Regions from separate parts of the Homo sapiens genome. Here region 2 is linked to region 1. A link is an interaction called in ENCODE POLR2A ChIA-PET data of the cell type or tissue named here. Cell type or tissue: PC-9. All regions are shown on one strand. Each heading gives the region's core, and the rest is flanking DNA. Links, peaks and the distances in the headings are about the cores only.

The links. Peaks named below come from ENCODE experiments on the same cell type or tissue, not always from the same donor. Only the 100,000 strongest peaks of a DNase experiment are listed, where the experiment ranks them.
Region 2: POLR2A ChIA-PET joins it to region 1 with 16 read pairs; 2 of 35 experiments call an interaction of 5 or more read pairs at or near these places.

Annotation. Positions count from the first base shown.
Region 1 is chr12:12,283,598-12,286,504 of GRCh38, reverse strand. No RefSeq gene overlaps it. Among named protein-coding and RNA genes, the nearest start is that of LRP6, 18 kb to the right of the region's middle. RefSeq lists an enhancer at 2,193-2,734. In PC-9, for the core only: no CTCF peak of the experiment used is centred there; no DNase peak of the experiment used is centred there.
Region 2 is chr12:12,799,359-12,802,265 of GRCh38, reverse strand. No RefSeq gene overlaps it. Among named protein-coding and RNA genes, the nearest start is that of DDX47, 13 kb to the left of the region's middle. In PC-9, for the core only: no CTCF peak of the experiment used is centred there; a DNase peak (open chromatin) is centred at 1,685; H3K27ac peaks cover 2,500 bases.

The DNA of each region.
Region 1 (2,907 bases), core at 132-2,631:
AGATCATGCTCTGCTTATGTTCTTTTTTTTTTTTTTTTTGAGACCGAGTCTCACCCTGTTGTCCAGGCTGAGTGCAGTGGTGCGATCTCGGCTCACTGCAACCTCTGCCTCCTAGGTTCAAGCGATTCTCCTGCCTCAGCCTCCCGAGTAGCTGGGATTACAGGCCACCACACCTGGCTAACTTTTATATTTTTAGTAGAGATGGGGTTTCACCATGTTGGCCAGGCTGGTCTCAAACTCCTGGCCTCAGGTGATCCACCTGCCTTGGCCTCCCAAAGTGCTGGGATTACAGGTGTTAGCCACCACGCCTGGCCTCCTTATGGTCTTTTAATAATTACCTTTTGCCTGGAAGTTAAAGCTCACACTTCCTGATCTTACCCTTATTTACTTCTCTAGGTTCTTTTTTTTTTTTCTTTTTTTTGGGGACAGGGTCTTGCTCTGTTATCCAGGCTGGAGTACAGTGGTATGATTATGGCTCACTGCAGCTTCAGCCTCCTGGGCTCAAGTGATCCTCCTGCCTCAGCCTCCTGAGTAGATAGGACTACAGGTGTGTACCACCATGCCTTTAAAATTTTATTTTTTTGTAAAGATGAGGTCTCTTTATGTTGCCCAGACCGGTCTCAAACTCCTAGGCTTAAGTGATCCTCCCATCTTGGCCTCCCAAAGTGCTGGGATTACAGGTGTGAGCCACTGCACCTGGCCTCTAGGTTCTCTTTAGTCCTTTGCTCTGGTATAGCTTACATTCCAACCACAACAAACTGCTAGCCATGGTGAAGTTTATTGTTTTCTATTCCAGCTGTTCTTGTCCTTCTCCCTTTGTCTGACCTTCCTTCTGGCATATACCTCCACTATGAGCTCAGATGCTACCTCCAACTGAAATCGACTTTGACTTCTTCAGGCGCAATCAGACACCTGTGAGCCTATAGCATGTTGAGCTCTTTTCTAGAACAGGGGAGAGTATCATGTAGCAGAAGAGCATTGGGTTTCCAGTCACACTCTGGCTTTTAAGCCCAGATCTACCATTTTCTTCCTTGGATGAAGCATAAGAGAAGCACCAGTGTAGATTGTGAAGGGCATGGATTCTGCGGCCAGACAGCCTGGCTGTGGGACCTTGGACAAGTTACCTAAACGCTTGGTCCCTCAGCACCCACGGATGTAAAACGAAGGTGATGATATTAATGCCCTCCTCAAAGGATAGTTGTGAAAGTAAAATGAGTTAATAAAAAAAATAAAATGAGTTACATGAGAAAACACTGAGGGCTGGGCGTGGTGACTCATGCCTGTAATCCCAGCACTTTGGGAGGCTGAGGCGGGTGGATCACTTGAGGTTGGGTGATCGAGACCAGCCTGGCCAACATGGTGAAACCCGGTCTCTACTAAAAATACAAAAATTAGCTGGGCACGTTGGTGCACGCCTATAATCCTAGCTACTCGGGAGGCTGAGGCATGAGAATTGCTTGAACCTAGAAGGCGAGGGCTGCAGTGAACCGAAATCACAGCACTGCACTCCAGCCTGGGCGACAGAGGGGGACTTTGGTCTCAAAACAACAACAACAACAACAACAATTTAAAAATAAATAAATTAATTAAAACATTGAGAACAGGGCCCGACACTTGCTTGTCTGCTCTTGTTATTAATCTCACAGTTTCTTCTTTTGTGAAAAGGGAATAACACTCACTGGTGAGAGCGGAATGAAGATGACTGGAGGTAAGCAGGAGTGCTTGGTATAGAGAAGAACTCTTTTTCTTGCCCTTTACCTCTTGTCCTTGGAATTCCAATTCTTCATTTATAGGTATTTCCACCACTAAAATCTCCCAGCTCCCCCAGGGAAGAGAAAAGCTCACATCTTTGTGTCCTCAGCCTCTGGCACACAGTAGGTGCTCAAGAAATGCTTGGTGAAAGAATTGATAAAAATGTAGTAGTAGAAAAACTCAAAATGACCTTAAAGTCCTCTTAGCAATATCCTGAAAGGCCACCAAATAGGAATGTTAATCCCTAAAATCCTGTATCTTTATAAATTGGTGTGAAATTCACTGTTTATTAGGTTTTTTTTTTTCTTTTAATTTTGTGTTTGTATTTCTTGGTGTTTCCCCCCTCCTCCTGAGGTCTTCTTTCTTCTCTGTACTCTGCATTAATCTTGGACAGGGTTTCTCAGCCTTGGCACTAACAGCTTTTTTTTTTTTTTTTTTTTTTTTTTTTTTTTGAGACAAGGTCTCATTCCTGTCGCCCAGGCTAGAGTGCAATGGCACAATCACAGCTCACTGCAGCTGACCTCCTGGGGTCAAGGAATCCACCCGCCTCAGGCTCCCAAAGTGCTGGGATTACAGCTGTGAGCCACTGCGCCTGGCCTTTTTTTTTTTTTTTTTTTTTTTCTTTTTTGTAGAGACGAGGTCTTGCCCAGCTTGGTTTTAACTCCTGAGCTCAAGTGATCCTGCTGGCTCAGCCTCCCAAAGTGCTGGGATTACAGAGGTGAGCCACTGAGCTAGGCCTTTGTGTTTTTTTTAGAGACAGAGTCTTGCTCTGTCACCCAGGCTGGAGTGCAGTGGTGCGATCATAGCTCACTGCAGCCTTGACCTCCTGGGCTCAAGTGATCCTCCTGCCTCAGCTTCCTGAATAGCTGGGACAACCTGCATGCACCACCACACCCAGCTAATTTTTTATTTTTTTGTAGAGATGAGATCTCACTGTTTGTTGGCCTGGTCTCAAACCCCTGGGCTCGAGAGATCCTCCCATGTCCACCTCCCAAAGCACTAGGATTACAGGCATGAGCCATCGCACTTGGCCAACTCGCTTGTGGGGACCGTCTAGTATGTTGTAGGATGCTTAGCAACATCCCTGCCCTCTACCCACAAGATGCCAGTAGCATCTCCCACCCCGTAGTTCTGACAACCTAAAATGTCTCTGGA
Region 2 (2,907 bases), core at 288-2,787, 520 kb before region 1:
TTCCCACGGCATCTATACATGCTATTATTTCTTCCTATCTTAAAAAATATTTCTGATGGGGCCGGGCATGGTGGCTCATGCCGGTAATCCCAGCACTTTGGGAGGCCGAGGCGGGCGGATCACAAGGTCAAGAGATCGAGACCATCCTGGACAACATGGTGAAACGCCGTCTCTACTAAAAATACAAAAATTAGCTGGGCATGGTGTCGTGAGCCTGTAGTACCAGCTACTCAGGAGGCTGAGGCAGGGGAATTGCTTGACCTGGGAGGCAGAGGTTGCAGTGAGCCGAGATCACGCCATTGCACTCCAGCCTGGCGACAGAGGGAGACTTCTTCTCAAAAAAAAAAAAAAAAAAAAAAAAAAAATTCTGATGACGCCACATCTCCCTAGAGCTATTGCCCACTTCTCTGTTTCCTTGACAGCCAACTCTTTGTATGAGTTGTCTATGTAGGCTGCCTCCAATTCCTGTCTCTTGAATCCACTTGAGTAAGGCTTTTGCCCATACTATTTCCATGGAAACTTTCCTTTAAGACCCCCATGTGCTAAATCCAATGGTCAATTCTCATTCTTCATCTTACTTGATTCCTTAGCAGCATCCAACTGCCCCTTCCTTAAAAAATCCTTTTGACTTGGGTTTCTTTCTTTCTTTCTTTTTTTGAGACGGAGTCTCACTCTGTCACTAGGCTGGAGTGCAGTGGCACAATCCTGGCTCACTGCAACCTCCACCTCCTGGGTTCAAGCAATTCTCCTGCCTCAGCTTCTCGAGTAGCTGGGACTACAGGCATGTACCATCATGCCCAGATAACTTTTGCATTTTTAGTAGAGATGGGGTTTCACCATCCAGGCTGGTCTCGATCTCTCTCTCTCTCTCTCTTTTTTTTTTTTTTTTTTTTTGAGATGGAGTCTCACTCTGTCACCTAGGCTAGAGTGCAGTGGCGCAATCTTGACACATTGCAACCTCCGTCTCCTGGGTTCAAGCAATTCTCTGTCTTGGCCTCCCGAGTAGCTGGGATTACAGGCACACGCCACCACTCCCGGCTAATTTTTGTATTTTTAATAGAGATGGGGTTTCGCTATCTTGGCCGGTCTGCTCTTGAACTCCTGACCTTGTGATCCGCCTGCCTTGGCCTCCCAAGGTCTCAATCTCTTGACCTAGTGATCCACCCGCCTCGGCCTCCCAAAGTGCTAGAATTACAGGCATGAGCCACCGCGCCCAGCCGACGTGGGTTTCAATACACTGGAGACTCCTGGTTTTTCTCCTGTCTTGCTGGCCACTCCTTCTCAGTCTTCCTAGCTAGTACTTCCTCATTCCCACCCACTCCCCACCCTAAATGTCAGAGTACCCAGGGCTGAATCCTCGGACCTATTCTCTATATTCCCTACTTTCACTCATCTCTTAGTGGCCACATCCAGTCTCATGATTTTTAATACCACCTACTTGCTCAGGATTCTCCAATTGATATCTCCCTTCTAAGTCCTTCCTTGGGTTCCAGACTCATATATTCAGCTGCCTACAGGTATATGTCAGGAATCTCAAACTTAATACCTCTAAAACTCAACTCCTGACTCCACTCCTCCCCAGCGTGTTTCTCCCACAGTCTTCCCCACATCAGGAAATAGCCATGTCATCCTTCTAAATTACTCAAGCCAGGACTCCTCTCTTACACCTCCCACACCCAATCTGTCAACAAGTCCTGCAGGTCTACTTTCATCATACATCTGGAATCTGACTACTTTTCTCCACTCTCAGCTACCAACATTTCTGACCTGGGTCATGGCAGTAGCCTCCTAACTAGTCTTCTTGCCTTGATTCTTACCTCTCAACAGTCAATTCTCAACATAGCAGAAAGGGGTCCTTTGAAAACATAAGTCAGCTGGGCGTGGTGGCTCACGCCTATAATCCTAGCATTTTGGGAGGCTGAGGCAAGTGGATCACTTGAGGCCAGGAGTTGAGGCCAAGAGTTGGGGCCAGGACTTCAAGACCAGCCTGGCCAACATGGCAAAACTCCATCTCTACTAAAAATACAAAAAATGGCTGGGCACAGTGGCTCATGCCTATAATCCCAGCACTTTGGGAGGTGGGTGGATCACCTGAGGTCAGGAGTTTGAGACCAGCCTGGTTAACATGGTGAAACCCCGTTTCTACTAAAAATACAAAAAATTAGCCAGGCCTGGTGGCGTGGACCTATAATCATAGCTACTCAGAAGGCTGAGGCAGGAGAATTGCTTGAACCCAGGAGCTGGAGGTTACAGTGAGCCAAGATGGTGCCACTGCACTCCAGCCTGGGCGACAGAGAGTGAGACTCTATCTAAAAAAAAAAAAAAAAAAAAACACCAAAATAACATAGCGGTCATGCTTCTGCCTCAGAGCCTTTGCACTCTCCGTTTCCTCTGCCTGGAACACTCAGATACCCTCGTGGCTCTCTCCAACACCAACTTCAGCTCTTCACTCAAACATCCCTTGTCATTAAGGACTTCCAGCCCCTCTCCCCCCCAGCACTCCCTCTCCCTTGTCCCTGCTTTGTTTTTCTCCATGGCACTTATCAACATGTGGGAAACAATAACAATGGCCCCCAAGGATGCACATATCCTAATCCCTGGAATGCGTGAACATGTTATCTTACATGGCAATGGGGAATTAGGTTGCAGATAGAGTTAAGGTTGCTAATCATCTGACCTTAAAATAAGGAGATTATTTTGTATTGTCTGAATGGGCCCAATGTAGTCAAAAGGGTCTTGAAAAGTGGAAGAAAAGGCAAAAGAAGATGTCAGAGCGATGCAATGTGAGAAGACTCAACCCATCATTGCAGGCTTTGAAGATGGAGGAAGGGGCCACAAGCCAGGGAATGCAGGAGCCTCTAGAAGGTGGAAAAGGCAAGAAAACACGCTCTCCCTTATCGCCTCTAG